Regions from separate parts of the Homo sapiens genome. Here region 1 is linked to region 2. A link is an interaction called in ENCODE POLR2A ChIA-PET data of the cell type or tissue named here. Cell type or tissue: OCI-LY7. All regions are shown on one strand. Each heading gives the region's core, and the rest is flanking DNA. Links, peaks and the distances in the headings are about the cores only.

Evidence for each region. Peaks named below come from ENCODE experiments on the same cell type or tissue, not always from the same donor. Only the 100,000 strongest peaks of a DNase experiment are listed, where the experiment ranks them.
Region 1: POLR2A ChIA-PET joins it to region 2 with 8 read pairs; 4 of 35 experiments call an interaction of 5 or more read pairs at or near these places.

The regions. Positions count from the first base shown.
Region 1 is chr9:94,492,846-94,501,198 of GRCh38, reverse strand. The region is part of intron 1 of LOC107987100 (a long non-coding RNA gene); the gene reads left to right. It also overlaps the pseudogene LOC100421692. Among named protein-coding and RNA genes, the nearest start is that of PCAT7, 58 kb to the left of the region's middle. In OCI-LY7, for the core only: no CTCF peak of the experiment used is centred there; a DNase peak (open chromatin) is centred at 4,608; H3K27ac peaks cover 2,859 bases.
Region 2 is chr9:94,607,222-94,615,574 of GRCh38, reverse strand. FBP1 (fructose-bisphosphatase 1) reads left to right here. Exons shown (of 7, transcript NM_000507.4): 4 at 5,514-5,654. Among named protein-coding and RNA genes, the nearest start is that of FBP2, 18 kb to the right of the region's middle. RefSeq lists enhancers at 5,101-5,600, 7,029-7,530. In OCI-LY7, for the core only: no CTCF peak of the experiment used is centred there; a DNase peak (open chromatin) is centred at 3,714.

The DNA.
Region 1 (8,353 bases), core at 2,796-6,795, 120 kb after region 2:
CAGAAACAGGAACTTTGTGGTGCTTTTCCATGCCCTCTCTCCAGCTTTCAGGCAGCCTTGCAAACCGACAGCCCACAATCATGGTGAAAACCAGTAGCCTGACAGCCACTGTAGCAGGCAGAACAGGGTTAATTGGAAAACTGAATTTAAAAACATGATCTAACTATGCATCTACAAGAGACATAGTTTAGACTAAAGAACACAAATAGGTGGAAAGTAAAAGGATAAAAAGATATACTATGTAGGCCAGGTGCAGTGGCTCACACCTGTAATCCCAGCACTTTGGCAGGCAGAGGTGGGCAGATCACCTGAGGTCAGGAGAATGAGACCAGTCTGGCCAACATGGTGAAACCTCGTCTCTACTAAAAATACAAAAATTAGCCAGGCGTGGTGGCACATGCCTGTAATTCCAGCTACTTGGGAAGCTGAGGCAGGAGAATCACCTTAACCTGGGAAGTGGAGGTTGCAGTGAGCTGAGACTGCACCACTACACTCCAGCCTAGGCAACAGAGACTCCATCTCAAAAAATAATAATAAAATAAAAATAAAAATAAAAAATTAGACGAGCATAGTGGCACACTTTTGTAGTCCCAGCTACTCAGGAGGCTGAGGTAGGAGGATTACCTGAGCCTGGGAAGCTCAACACTGCAGTGAGCCATGATTATGCCACTGCACTGTAACCTGGGCAACAGAGTGAGATCCTGTCCCCCCCAAAAAAAGTGTAAATCCAGCATAAAGATATAACAATTATAAACATATATGCACCCTACAAAAGAATCCCAAAATACATAAATCAAAAAAGTTTCAAATGGATCGAACCTACAAATGTTGAGAAGCCGAATAATAATTTATTAGAATAAATGTAAGAGAATATTTTTATAATCTTTTGAGGCCTTAAGCAACAAAGAAAAAAACATCTGGGTACAGTGGCACATGACCATAGTCCCAGCTGCTTGAAAGACTGAGGCAGGAAGCTTGCCTGAGCCCAGGAGTTCAAGACCAGCCTGGGCAATATAGTGAGACTCCATCTCAAAAAAAAAAAAAAAAAAAAAAAAGATAGATGAATTTAGTGATAAAAAACTTAAGAATTTTTCTATACGTGGCAAAAGCATGATAAATGAAGTAAAACGATAAACAACTAGGAGAAATATTTATAATAAACATGAAAAGGGGTATTATCTCTAACTTATAAAGAACTCCTACAATGTGATTAGAAAGGGAAAATTAACCTAAAAGACAGGACAAGGAAAATAAATAGGCAGTGTACAAAGAGAAAATGCAAATGGCTAAAACCTCACTATAGTCCTGGAAATACAACAATGAGATACCATCTTTCATCCATCAAATTGGGCTTAAAAAATAAAAAAGATCTATAATATCCAATACTGATAAACTGGTAACGAGCATTCATACACGCCTGGTAGGAATCTGCTTTGCTATACCTTTTTTTAAAAAAAATGTAGTATGGCAGTTTCTATTAAAATTTATAGTGTAAACAGATTTTAAATCAGCAATCCCAGTTTGGGAAATCTATCCTGCATAAATAAAAGCACTACTACAAAAGTAACATATTTATCTATTACAGAAAATTATGATGGATATCAATTTTTATTTTTCCCTGTAACCTAAATCATTTTTTTCTGGCTTATTCCCTAGACTGCTTCTGCCATTTTCCCTATAAATCTCTCATTCTCAGCAAAAGAACAGAAAACATAAAGAGAGTTTTCTTCTCCAATATTGTTTTATAAAAATCTCAAACATACAAAACATTAAAAGAATTGTTTAATAAACACTCTTACAATCAGTAACCAGCTCACCTAGATTCTGTAATTAACATTTTGTTATATTTGTTATCACGTATCTGTTCATCTACCCATGCCTTAAAGAGGTTGTTTTTAATTCCTTTATCTGTTTCCATGGCAAGGCAATGTTTAAACATAAATAGTGAACAAAGCCAGCCGGAAAATAAAGTTTTTACCTTATTAATCACTCCAGTCTCTCTTTACCATTCATACTTCAGATTGTTTCCCCAAATACACAGCTTAAAGCCAAATCCAATTCTTTTATCTGTAACAACTGAATTTATTACTCTATTTAATCTTCACTTTTACTGAAAGGTTTCTCTTTTTTTTCTCTTGAGACAGTCTTGCTCTGTCACCCAGGCTAAACTGCAGGTGCGTGATCACAGCTCACTGCATTCTCAACCTCCTGAGCTCAACTGATCCTTTGACCTCAGCACCCTGAATAGCTGGGACTACAGGCACATGCAACCATGCTCGGCTAATTTTTCTATTTTTTTTTTTTTGTAGAAATAGGGTTTTGCCACATTGCTGGGCTGGTCTTGAACTCACGGGCTCAAGCCATCAGCCCACCTCAGCCTCTCAAAGTGCTAGGATTACAGGCACGAGCCATTGTGCCTGGCCAGAAGGTTTGATGCTTTTGAGGAATATGCTCAATGCAAGAAAGCACTGCAAATTATCAGCTTAAGAATGGTTCTTGTGTATGGGTATCTCTCTCCTCCTTACTTACATCGTTATGTAAATATTGCCTATCTCACAAGTTATGTTTTCATAAAATGGCCTCTTATACCCTATTTTGTTTTATTATCTACAATTTCGATGGGTTTGCCATAAAGACGTTATTATTTATGGCATCTAATATGCTATGATTCTCAGATTCTAGTCTTGGCACCCTTCTAATAGAGGAGAACAAGAACAGAAATGAAAAATACCTATAATTGGCCAGGCGCGGTGGCTCATGCCTGTAATCCCAGCACTTTGGGAGGCCGAGGCGGGCGGATCACGAGGTCAGAAGATCGAGACCATCCTGGCTAACACGGTGAAACCCTGTCTACTAAAAATACAAAAAATAAGCCAGGCATGGTGGTGGGCACCTGTGGTCCCAGCTACTCGGGAGGCTGAGGCAGGGGAATGGCGTGAACTTGGGAGGCGGAGCTTGCAGTGAGCCAAGATCACGCCACTGCACTCCATCCAGCCTGGGCAACAGAGCGAGACTCCGTCTCAAAAAAAAAAAAAAAAAAAAAAAAACCTAAAATTAAAAAGTGGGAGGCCATCTGCAAATCTTGAAGTGAGAGGATTTCCATCTTCATCATGGCAAAATGCAAACAGCCCAGCAGAGAAACCCTGTAAGAAAAAGTTCAAAATGTCTTAATGTGAAAAATATCAACGCTGATTACAGGCCTGTGATCAAAAGAGAGCACTGATACCAACTGGGACATAAAAGCACCACGCCAATGCTTCTATAGGAACTTCTCACACATTGGAATCGAACAATTAAGTGTTCCATATTTATAAATTTTAAATTCTAATTACTTGAGGTAAATATTTCTAATGAGAAATTTTCTAAAATACAGTATTTTCAATTTATATACAGTATAAATACTATAAACATCTATTACTGTGCTATAATTATATTTCCAGGCACCATTAAGAGTTTTAAAACCATGAAGCGCACCAGCTGTTGTGTTTTTAATTCCTGTCTTCTGTGTGTGTGTGTGTGTGTGTGTGTGTGTGTGTTTGTGTACTTTATGAAATGGTTCTGAAAGTCTGTCTGCGTTTTAAAGTTATTTTGGCCTTCTTATATATATAGCAGAATCCTCCCAAAGTGCTGGGATTACAGGGGAGAGCCACCACTCCCGGCCTTTCTTCCTTTTTTGAGAATGTTTCAGGTATCACTTCTGAACAAGAGCTGTAAAGATAAAAGCAGCACACTGAGATGCATGGCCAAGACTGACATTTGCTTACAATAGATAAACTTAATTCAAAATGTCTGTGAAGACAAGCATTTGTATGTGCTCAAATATACATGTAAAAAATTATTTAGCTGATCATTTCCTTTCCTTTAATTTGAGAAAGTGGTAAGTCATCACTACTTTCTCCCTATAAGGATTTTCACATGGTTATCAGAAGCGGCAACAGAAGGGCCGGGCACAGTGGCTCATGCCTGTAATCCTAGCACTTCGGGAGGCTGAGGTGGAGGATCACTTGAGCCCAGGAGTTCAAGAACAGTCTGGGCAACATGGCAAGACCCCATCTGTACTAAAAATACAAAAATTAGTGGGGTGTGGTGGTGCGTGCCTGTGGTCCCAGCTACTCTGGAGGCTGAGGTGGGAGGATTGCTTGAGCCCAAAAGGTTGCAGCAGCAGGGAGCTGGACTCAGTGGCTCACCCCTCTAATCTCAACACTTTGGGAGGATCACTTGAGTCCAGGAGTTTGAGACCAGCCTGGGCAACACAGCGAGACCATGTCTCTACCACACACACAAAAAAAAAAAAAAAAAAAAAAAAAAAAAAATTAGCCGAGTGTAGTGGCACATGTCTGCAGTCCCGGCTACTTGGGAGGCTCAGGTGGGATCACTGGAGCCCAGGAGGTTGAGGCTGCAGTAAGCCATGGTAATGCCTTAAAAAACAAACAAACAGCAGCAGCAGCGCAGGCTCTGCCATATCTACATACTTTCATAGGCCTTTCAGTATCATTAATTCTTAAATCTTAGAATTTTAAGGGAGGAAAAAGCTTTATAAATCTTCTTGTTTGATACAAGGTCTGCCTTTATCACCAGGCTGGAGTGCAGCAGCACAATCTTAGCTCATTGCAGCCTTGACTCAAGCCATGCTCCCACCTCAGCCTCCCAGCAGCTGGGACCACAGGTGCACACCACCATGCGCCACTAATTTGTGTATTTTTATTGAACATGAATCTAGGAATCCATATCATCTTAAAATGGAATATATGTATAAAAACGAGAACCTAATAAGCAGAAAATCAAGGCATGAAGGAAAGAAAGTAATGGTAGAATTTATCAGGGCATGAATAATCTGTTTCACTGTGGACAGCATCCCAGTAAACTCCTGAGGCTGGGTAGAGATCATATTTGGACACAGGTTAGCATATCCTGCTACTGGCCTGTCAAAATAGACATTGAATTTTTAAATTATATTCCAGAACAATATTTATTACAATATTTATTAACATATACTTCTCCATCAAACATTGCTCAAGGACAGAAAAATCTTTGCAAAATGTCAAATGTAATTTTGTATCATCACTATCTTTTACTTTCAGACATGTATCCTCTGCTTTCCTATGGCATGGCAAATCAACACGTTTCCACAAAAGGACACAGTTGATTATACTTTAATGTGAATTTTTGAAATATATCAATATAATACCCAAAAAAGAATGAACTGAAAGGCTCAAATTCTAACAGTATTTTACTTGCAAAATCCGTATTTGACTTCAGCATTTTAGTATATCTACGGTCACAGAGACAAGCAGGTGAGCCCCCATGTCCAGCCCTCTGCTGCTGCAACCTCCTGGGCTCAAGCGATCCTCCCACCTCAGCCTCCAGAGTAGTTATAAAATGGGGCAAAAAGTGAATGGTTCAGGTTACTGAAAGTTGCTGACCCTTCTTATCTCTGTTTGCTATTCCCTTTCTCCTGCTCCAACACTGCCTACATTCACATAAATATTTCTACCTTCCCATCATCTTCTTCCAAATTCTACACCCTTTAGAATCTACACACTTCTGCATCTCACTTCTACATCTCTCTCTCTGCCTAGAACCTGAGAGTCCAAGGGCAGACTAGGACTCAAGAGTCTAAAGTAATTAAGTTCCACCATGTGCCTACCTGTCTTTCAAAAGCTGTGGCAAATGAACAACGCTGAGGAACCCCAAGCTTGGTTTTCCTACCACTATCTTAACATTTCACATAGCAACACCACAAAGCTCATCGAAGTATAATTGCCTATTTACAAAGTACATTTATCTTATTTAAATTTTTTAAATACTGTATATTTTCTTCATAGGTAACACCAACAGACTTAGAAAATGTATGAGTACAATTCATTTATTTAAAAATTGCCACAGTGACCTCTAAAATATAAAATGGATTTCACATCCAGGCTTAAGACCTTTCATGGGGTTCCTACAGCACTTAGAATAAAACAATCCTATCTGCCTCTCCAAGCCCTTTCCTCCAACACAGTGTCCACTGAAGTGGCTCCTGACATTAACAGGTACACATGGCTTTTGCCTTGCATAAGCTCTTCCCACATCTCTTTATTTGGCTAAAACCTATCAATGACCAGCTTGCAGCTAAAATTCTACTGTTTCAAAGAGGTCTTCCTTGCTCAATTGATCTACAAGACGTTTCCTCCTTTATTCTCCTCTATGTTACAGCATTCTATTTATTTTCTACAAAGTATTTATCACACTTTGAAATCACATATTTATTTGCAGGAATATTTAGTACCTGTCTCCCTCTGTAATCCGTAAGTTCCATGAGGCAGTTACACATGTATGTTTTGTTTGCCTAGTCTGTTGGCCACTCAGATATTCATGAAATTAAGGCAATATAGCAATTCTGAAGGAAGGTTTCATTTCCTTGAAAAAGAATAACGTAAGGCCAGGCACAGTGGCTCATGCCTGTCATCCCAGCACTTTGGGAGGCCAACACAGGCAGATCAGCAGAGGTCAGGAGTTTGAGCCCAACATGGTGAAATCTTGTATATACTAAAAATACAAAAATTAGCCAGGTGTGGTAGTGCACACCTGTAATCCCAGCTATTGGGGAGGCTGAGGCAGGAGAACTGCTTGAACCTGGGTGGTCAAGGCTGCAGTGAACCAAGGTTGCGCCATTGCACTCCAGCCTGGGCGACAGAGTGAGACATCATCTCAAAAACAAACAAACAAACTGAAGATAACTCCTTTTTCTTCTAACAAATCTAGGAGAAGTTAGTGTAACTAATTCATGTGCATGAAAGGAACTTTGCTGAGATGTTAAACATCCATCAGTCAAAAGACTAGCTGAGACTGGGCATGGTGGCTCACGCCTGTAATGCTAGTATTCTGGGAGGCCGATGCAGGCAGATCACCTGAGGTCAGGAGTTTGAGACCAGCCTGGCCAATATAGTGAAACCCCTGTCTCTATCAAAAATACAAAACTTAGCTGGGTGTGGTGGCGCACGCCATTGTCCCAGCTACTTGGGAAGCTGAGGCAGAAGAATCACTTGAACCCGGGAGGCAGAGGTTGCAGTGAGCTGAGATCACACCACTGTACTCCAGCCTAGGCAACAGAGCAAGAGTCTGTCTCAAAAAAAAAAAAAAAAAAGACTAACTCTCTTCAAAGTCAGCTAATCTCAAATCTAATCTCACCTAGATTTGAGAATGTTACATACAATCTATTCTGAGACATATGACAATTTCTACTTCCTTTAATTGGTTTGTCCGGTGTGTGACAGGCAATCTTATGCATATATAACTTTTCATTTCAAGACTGGGCTGTTTCATGGGAAAATTTTTTGAAATCTTTGGTAAACAGAACTCTGAATTTCTAAGTGATATTTAGCTAAGTGAATCACATGTAACAAATGATATGACAATTAAGATGAATAGTCATTAACATCTTTCTTAAGTTTTAGCACAGAAGTGCTAAAACTAAAGTTCAAATGGTTTCCTTAGAGCAGTAGTCACCTGGAAAGAAAATTCTCTTGACAGTAGACTTATTTAATTTTTTTTGGACACAGGGTCTGACTGGTGTAACCACTTTGAAAAACAACGTGGCAGTTTCTCAAAGGCTAAATGTATAGTTATCACATAATGTAACAATTTCACTCCTGGGTGTAAATCCAAGAGAAATAAAAATATATGTTCACACTAAAACTTGCATGTGAGTGGTTATAGCAGCGTGACTTGTGACAGCCAATATGCAAGAAACAACACAAGTGTCCATTGACTGATGAATGGATAAACATAAACTATTGCTCAGCTATAAAAGGAAAGAAATCCTGATACAAACTATAACGTGAAAGAAATTTGAAAACACTGTGCTAAGAGAAAAAAAAGCAAACTACAAAAGATCATATATTGTACAATTTCTATTTCTATAAAAAATCCAGATTAGGCAAAACTACAATGACAGAAAATCAGTGGCTGCCTATAAAGACACAGGAACATGGGGGAAGTAGAAGGTAGTGACTAAGAGGTGAGGGTTTCTCACTCATAAGTGGGTACCTCATAAGTGGGTAATCACTTCTAAAAGTGACTGTGGTGATGGATGCACAGCTCTGTGAATATTCTAAAAACCACTGAATTGCATACTTTCTTTCTTTTCGTTATTTATTTAGAGACAGGGTCACCTTATGTCACCCATGCTGTGGTGCAGTGGTACCATCTGGTCTCACTGCAACCTATCTAGGCCTTCTGGGCTCAAGAGATCTTCCAGCCTCATGTCCCCACGTAGCTGGGACTACAGGCATAAGCCACCACACCCAGCTAATTTTTGTATTTTATCTAGACATGCTGTTTTGCCATGTTGCCCAGGCTGGTCTCAAAC
Region 2 (8,353 bases), core at 1,811-5,810:
ACATACCATTTCTGTTGTAGACATGGAAGAATGCAATTTTCCTTGCAAAATATCAAATCCACAGAATAGCAGGAGAGGTTTGTAGCAAAATTCTTCCTTGCAGAGGAAGACATCTGGCTAATGTGTTAACCACAACTAAAGCAGTGTTGATGTTTACTAAGCCCATTCTCCATCTCAGTCCCCCCAAATAATACTTTTTAAGGAAAAAAAACCTGGGAAATTGAGAGACATTGGCTATCAACTAAAAAAAAAAAATCAAGCCAGCTTGCAACAGCAGCTTGAATTATGAATGACAGAATTCTCAACAATAAGGCTCGGCTGTCTTCTCAATGAACCAGAAGTGACTTTTTTAAAAGACAGAAAGTGGGGCCTGGTGCGGTGGCTCACCCCGGTAATCCCAGCACTTTGGGAGGCCCAGGCGGGCGGATCACGAGGTCAGGAGATTGCGACCATCCTGGCTAACACGGTGAAACCCCATCTCCACCAAAAATACAAAAAATCAGCCGGGTGTGGTGGCAGGCCCCTGTAGTCCCAGCTACCTGGGAGGCTGAGGCAGGAGAATGGTGTGAACCTGGGAGGCGGAGCTTGCAGTGAGCCGAGATCGCACCACTGCACTCCAGCCTGGGTGACAGAGCAAGACTCTGTCTCAAAAAATAAATAAATAAATTAATTAATTAATAAAAAGAAAGTGATGATGAGTATGACACAGACCTCTAAGTCATTTCAGTTTTTTGAAGCCTTATTGATTGCTTGAAACAGCTGAAACCAGTTGAGGGCTCATGAGGCATAAACATAGACATCTATAATGCTTCCAAGGGGATTTTTCCTGCTTTCTGCAGAGATGATTGTTGGCTAGAATCGCACCATGGTGCCCACGCCCAGTGGGGCAGCATCAGTAACTGTGACCCTGCCATGGTGACCAGGCCTTGCTACACGATTCCTGGAAAGGCACGTGGAAGGATGTGTGGTCATGTTGCATGCAGCTCCTGCCACAGCATCTTTCCAGGGCCTACCGACTACTACTATTTCTTTTTTGAGACAGAGTCTCTCTCTGTCGCCCAGGCTGGAGTGCAGTGGCGCCATCTCAGCTCCCTGCGACCTCTGCCTCCCTGGTTCAAGCGATTTTCCTGCCTCAGCCTCCTGAGTAGCTGGGACTACAGGCGCCCACCACCACGCTTGGCTAATTTTTTGTATTTTTAGTAGAGACGGGGTTTCATTGTTTTAGCCAGGATGGTCTCGATCTCCTGACCTCGTGATCCGCCCACCTCGGCCTCCCAAAGTGCTGGAATTACAGGCGTGAGCCACCGCGCCCGGCCACGACTACTACTATTCTTTCTCTTTCTTCTCCCTGTCCCTCCCCCTTCTCCCTCCCTCCTCCTCCCCCTGCTCCTCCTCGTCCCCCCCTTCCTCCTCTGCCTTCTTCCCCTCCTCCTTCTCCCTCCTCTTCTTCTTCCTTTTCTTCCTTCTTCCTTTTTCTTTCTTTTTTTCTTTTTTTGAGATGGAGTCTCCTGTGTCGCCCAGGCTGGAGTGCAGTAGCACGATCTCGGCTCACTGCAAGCCCTGCCTCCCGGGTTCACGCCATTCTCCTGCCTCAGCCTCCCGAGTAGCTGGGACTACAGGCGCCCGCCACCACGCTTGGCTAATTTTTTTTGTATTTTTAGTAGAGACGGGGTTTCACCGTGTGTTAGCCAGGATGGTGGCAATCTCCTGACCTCGTGATCCGCCCGCCTCGGCCTCCCAAAGTGCTAGGATTACAGGCGTGAGCCACTGCGTCCGGCCTTTTTTTTTTCTTCTTTTTTTTCTTTTTTTTGAGACAAGGTCTCACTCTGTCGCCCAGGCTGAGAGCAGTGGCGCCATCATGGCTCACTGCAGCCTCACCCTCCCGGGTTTAAGCCATCCTCCTACCTCAGCCTCCTGAGTGGCTGGGACTACAGGTGCACCACCACACCTGGCTAATTTTTGTATTGTCTGTAGAGACAAGGGGGTCTCGCTATGTTTCCCAGGCTGGTGTTGAACTCCTGGGCTGAGGCGATCCTCCCGCCTCGACCTCCCAAAGTGTTGGGATTACGGGCATGAGCCACGGTGCCTGGCCCCACCAGTGTCTGGCTGGAGACATCCTGACAGGGCGAATTCTCCTGCAATGCTGGGTAACCATCATGGTTTGTCCAAATATTGAGTTGAAATCTGTTTCATTTTGCTCACTTGGCTGTTTAGAGCATAAGAAAATAAGATTCTTTGACATGTTTGGAAACAGTGTTTCTGCCCTCCCAATAATGCCCACCACACCCACTTTTTTTCCCTTTAAGCTGAACATCTTTCACAGGAGAGGGATCTGAGACTTCTCTCTAGCCTGATCACCCTCTACTGGACATACTCTAACTTGCAATGTCCTTTACAGCTCCCACCACAAAAGCAGAGATTCAGAAAAGTAGGGTTTGGTTTCTGCTCCGAGGAAAGACCACTGTGGACGTGACAGTCTCTCCTCCCCCAGGCCCTCCGTTTCTGTGCCTACTTCTCCTTATGTGATGACATGGAATAATATGTGATGACATGGAGCCAGTGCCTACAGCAGGTGGTGGCCTCAGATAGGCAGAGAAAGGAAGGGTCCAGAGGTTTCTGATTTTGCCAAGTGCTCCGTGCTCATTGGTCCCTGGGCATCTGCAGGAGAATGGAATATGTTTCCCTTGGAGGAAAGGCATGCATTGCTGAGCATTTGGAGGAAGGAATTAGAAAGGGGGCTGATCCCAGCTCTTTGGGAGGCTGAGGCAGGCGGATCACCTGAGGTCCAGAGTTCGAGACCATCTTGGCCAACATGGTGAAACCCCATCTCTACTAAAAATAAAAAAAAAAATTAGCCAGGCGTGGTGGTGGGCGCCTGTAATCCCAGCTACTTGGGAGGCTGAGGCAGGAGAATCACTTGAACCCAAGAGGTGGAGGTTGTAGTGAGCCAAGATTGTGCCACTGCACTCCAGCCTGGCGATAGAGCAAGACTCTGTCTCCAAAAAAAAAAAAAAAAAAAAAAAAATTGGGGGCTGGGCTAGAAAAGAATTCCTCCAAATCCATGGCTCAGTGGGATAATTTTCTCTTCGTTTTGAGTATGTGGGTCATAGACAAGTATTACTATTATTTTTTATTCCGTGCGAGGAAGTGTATAAATGTAGAGCATTTGGTGACCGTATGTCAGGGAAGGGCTGTTTACTTTTGCACCTTTGCCACAGGCCGGCACGGATGGTTCTGGGCGAGGTGAATCTCTGGGAAAAGGGGCCTTTATTGGCAGAGAACTGGTTACTTGAAGCCTGCAGTGGGAGGAGAGGAGAGTTAGAGTCCTGAGTCCACCCACTGTGTACCTGGCTTCAAGGGAAGCTGGTGATTGTTAAAATGAGCCTCTGACAGGCAGCGCATGTTGACAAAGGCCATTAATTTCATTTTTCAAGGTTGTGCATTGGCAAAACTTGGAATTATTCCCTCAAAGTTTTGATCCTGTAAGTTTAGTCTGTGTTTAGCTCCACTGTACTGTCTGGTGAATACAAACCAAACTGAATCAAATAACCCAGTGCAACCAGCTAACTAACCACCTCCCCAGGTGAAAACTAGGAGGGGCAGGGAAGCGGTGGAAAGAAATGGGTTTGTGGTTTTCTGGTTTGTGGTTTTCTCATTTATATGAGTAGTTGTTATGCTTGAATGTGAAGTTCTTACACTTGAGTGTGAAGGTCACCCCTTCACATTGCATAGTGCAATGCAGATTCTCAGGCCCCGCCATGGAAAGTCTGACAGTGTGTCTAGGCTGTAGCCCCAGAATATGCATTTCTTTTCTTTTTCTTAAAGAGGCAGGTTCTCATTCTGTCACCCAGGCATGTGCAGTGGAATGATAATGGCTCACTGCAGCCTCGACCTCCCAGGTTCAAGTGATCCTCCAGCCTCAGCCTCCTTAGTAGCCACAGGCACATGCCACCATGCCTGGCTAATTAAAAAAAAATTTTTTTTCGTAGAGATGGGGTCTCCCAGTGTTGCACAAACTGGTCTCAAACTCCTTGCCTCAAATGATCCTCCTACCTTAGCCTCCCAAAGTGCTGGGATTATAGGGATGAGTCATGACCCCGGCTGTGAATGTGCATTTTTAATAAATATCCCAGGTGATTCTAATGCAGGTGCTCTGTGGGCCACCCTTTTGAAAGTTATGGGAAGAAATTACCTGGAATGTTTTGCTGGGATGACTTCCTTCTCCAGCTGCGTGATACAGATGCCCCTGCTTACGCTCAGCTGCAGGAATCTAGGAAAAGAATAAGTGAAGTTCGAGAAATTGCATATTTTTATTTCTGCTTAATTCAAGCAGAGAGTAGTTAAGCTGAAAGATTTGTTTGGGGCTGTCTTGATGACCAAAGAGGTCAATCCAGTGTTAATAAAGAAGATCAGGCTGGGCGCAGTGGCTCACGCCTGTAATCCCAGCACTTTGGGAGGCCGAGGCAGGTGGATCACGAGGTCAGGAAATAGAGACCATCCTGGCTAACACGGTGAAACCCCCTCTCTACTAAAAATACAAAAAATTAACTGGGTGTGGTGGCAGGCGCCTGTACTCCCAGCTACTTGGGAGGCTGAGGCAGGAGAATGGTGTGAACCCGCGAGGCGGAGCTTGCAGTGAGCCGAGATAGCACCACTGCACTCCAGCCTGGGCGACAGAGCGAGACTCCGTGTCAAAAAAAAAAAAAAAGAAGAAAATCATTAATAGTAAGAAATCAGTGGTTAGGAGCTGTCTCCTTAAGGGGCTCCCTTCCCTAGTGTTAGAAAAACTCTGGACCACATGACCCAGTGGGCTGTGTTTTTAATGAAAAAATGGATTACGGCACATGCCACGTTCTAAGTGTAGGTATTATTTTGGTAACTTTTTGGTGTGTGTGTGGGGGCACTGGTTTGTGATGTAAAATGTGCTTCTTCCCATGCATCACGGTTAAAACACTGGACAGCATCTGCTCTACCCCATAATGACTCTGGGGAGATATTCTGAGTTCCTACGTTTCTGAGAATTTCCCTGACGTGTGAGTGATATAGACCACATGCTCAGCAGAGTATGGGCTGCAGCGGCAAGAGCTCACAAAACTGATTTCCTCCGCAGACTGGCTGCCCTGCAGCCCAGTGTTAATTTATTTAAATAAAGATGGAGTAGGCAGGTGACAGAGATGGATGCCCGTAATAAGATTAAATTAGTGGGAACTGGCAAGAAGGCATGCTCTTTTTTGGAACTGATAGTGGAGAGATGAGGGAATATCACATTAGAAAAATTGGAGGAGGGCCCTAATTGGAAAGAGGAATCCAGATGCAGGAAATCTGGGTTCTGGTGGGAAGGCTGCCGTGATAATCTAATCAGGATATTGCTGATGTGTAGGGGAAGGCCCCTCTGGGAAGATGCCCTATTTCATTAGAAGAGCACCTTGAGAATGCCTCCTGTTAATGGTTGAACTGTAAAAAAGAATCACAAAACAAAACAAAAACATTCTTTGATTTCTTTCTTGCTCTAGAAATCAACTGATGAGCCTTCTGAGAAGGATGCTCTGCAACCAGGCCGGAACCTGGTGGCAGCCGGCTACGCACTGTATGGCAGTGCCACCATGCTGGTCCTTGCCATGGACTGTGGGGTCAACTGCTTCATGCTGGACCCGGTGAGAGACCTCACAGGAGGCTGGGGGCTTGGCTGGTGTCTGTGAGCAAATGAATGATATGTGTGGGGGATTGGCAGGGGTATGTGGAGGTGGGAGGTGATGCCCATGGAGGGACAGAGATGATGATGTGTGGTGGAAAGGGGGCAGGAGACCAAGAGAGAGTGTATGCCTCCCGAGCAGACTATGGAGGTGAGAAATGCCATCTCAGACTGGCACAAGAGGGGGTCTTTGTTCCAATGTGAATTCCTCAGAGCAGCTGTTACTCAAATGACCCAAATGCCAGGTCCAGGCAGGCCATAGGGATGATGAAGTGTGCTGGGGAAGGAAGGCCGGGGGGCAAGGGTGGAACTGGGGTGAACTGAAGAGTTCCAGCAATTACAATTGGGAGGAGGGGGCCCGCCTTGCCAAGGCTTCTATTAATGGTTCAAGAAACACTGGATTGTAAAAAACATAATGTTTCTGCATGTGTGCAACACTATGTTGGCCAACTAAAATGCATTTATGGACCTGATGGGGCTGTAGATATTCTGTTTGCCATAAACTGTATCCATCCATTTCTAGCTTTTCTACTTTAGTCACCAAAAGGCTGTTTTCCTGAGACGAATGGGTGTGCCAACTGAAGCAGTGGACGACATTGCTTCTTCAAAAATAGCTCCCACATTTATTCGTGTACATTTACACAAACCTTCAGTTAACTGGTGCAGTCTTTCTTTCTTTTTTTTTTTTTTTTCTGAGATGTAGTCTTGCCCTGTCTCCCAGGCTGGAGTGCAGTGGCGTGATCTCGGCTCACTGCAAGTTCTGCCTCCTGGGTTCGAGCGATTCTCCTGCCTCAGCTCCTGAGTAGCTGGGACTACAGGCGCCTGCCACCACACTTGTATTTTTAGTAGAGACGGGGTTTCGCCATGTTGGTCAGGCTGGTCGCGAACTCCTAACCTCAGGTGATCTGCCCGCCTCAGCCTCCCAAAGTGCTGGGATTACAGGCATGAGCCACCATGCCTGGCCAACTTTTTTAACTTTTAGAGATGTCCTCCTATGACATTAGTGAACTATGTGTAAAGTGCTTTTTGCTGGCAAACTGAACCCCAGGAACAGACAAGGAACAGGAACCTTCTGTGCGAGATAGGCTGCTGGAGGTGAGGCCGGGTCTGTGTGTGGCAGGAAGGCTAACTCAACACAGGCTGCCTTTGTCCCAGGCTGTCAGGGAAGTGGACTTTCACCTCCTTGGAAGCATGGGCACTTAACAAATAAACAAGGGTAGGGTAATAGCACTAGTTAAAGTCGCCAAATGTGGTGACCTGGGTAGGGGTGGGGTGGGGGAGTTAGTGGCAGAACCAGAGCAAAGTTCCACCTGAGCCCAGGATGGAATTTCGGGCACCACTGATGTTTGCTGACTGTGATTTGCCGGGCCCTGACTGCTTCCCATTCTTCTGGTGCCTTCTCTTGTTACCTTTGAGTTGGTGGAAGCAGAGAAAACATTCAATCCCTTCTTGTTTCCAGATTGCAGGGGAGCATCCCTGTAGGGAAGCTTCTGTGTGTTTGATAGTCTTTTGCCCTCCTCAGTCCTGAATGTTTGGAAGCGCAATGCAGGGCTGCTGGGATTTGATTCCAGCCCTTCTGTCTGCGGTGCCTGACGGGGCTGAGCCTCCCGCCAGGGAGGTGCTAAGTGCTTCCTCTTTGTTTGCGCTTGCTGCAAAGCCAGGCTGACGGTTTCTGCTGAAAACACTGCTACAGCTGTACTCGGGTTTCCAGCGGCTTCAACTTTCTGGGAGCTTTTATGTTTTGTCTCTGTACACAGACTTTCCTCCTTTGCACCATGGACAGTCTGGCTGGGCCCTGCGCTCTGCACCCAGCAACTGTTGTGAGATGGCTTTCTTTTCTATATAGTTTTTTGAAAGACATTTATTTATTTATTTTTCTACCAACGATAAAAGAATATTCCGGTATACTTGTGGTCAAAAATTTTGAAAATATTAAAAAAGGCATAAAAGTAAGAAAGAAGAATCACTTCCAGTGACACCTTTCAATGGCCACTGTGAATTCTCCCCTCCCTTTCTCCCTGTCTGTCTGGTTTCAACGTATTCCATATGGGTAGGAACCAATTTCTGCTGTGGAATAAATGGCTAGGTAGAGAGGTGTCGGTGGGCCTTTTTTCTTTTCAACTCTTGTGTCAACGTCAAGCCCCTCCTAAATGGGCAGAGCCTCGATCACCCTCTTGCCAAAAACACACAGGAACCCATAACAATCCTCAATCCGGAGCAATAGGACTTCTGCAACACTTTTCCCCCAAATTCAAATCTCCTTTGAAGAGCCTAAAGCTTAAAGGCATAAGCTTAACCCTGGGCTATGTGGGAAGAGGCAGTCTGAGAAAAACTTCACACGCCAGCGAGCAAAGGCCATCGGAAGTTACGTACGCCAGACTCAAAACTCAGGGTTCTACTTTGTTCTATAAGAACGCCCAGAAAGGAGAACTCCCATCAAGGTAGAAATGTAAAGCCGAGAACAGCGCTGAGCACTTGGGTGTAACTCAGGGACTGATCCTGCGGTGGCCCGTCTCTCCTGAGAGCCCACCTCCCGCCTGAACCAACCCTTTTTTCTGTTTGGTAAAGGCATACACATCTTATATTGCTTTGGACACACGGTTCTTACTCTCTTGCAGGCTTAGCAGTTGTTTCACAAGTCTGCTCTCCCTATTTTTGTGT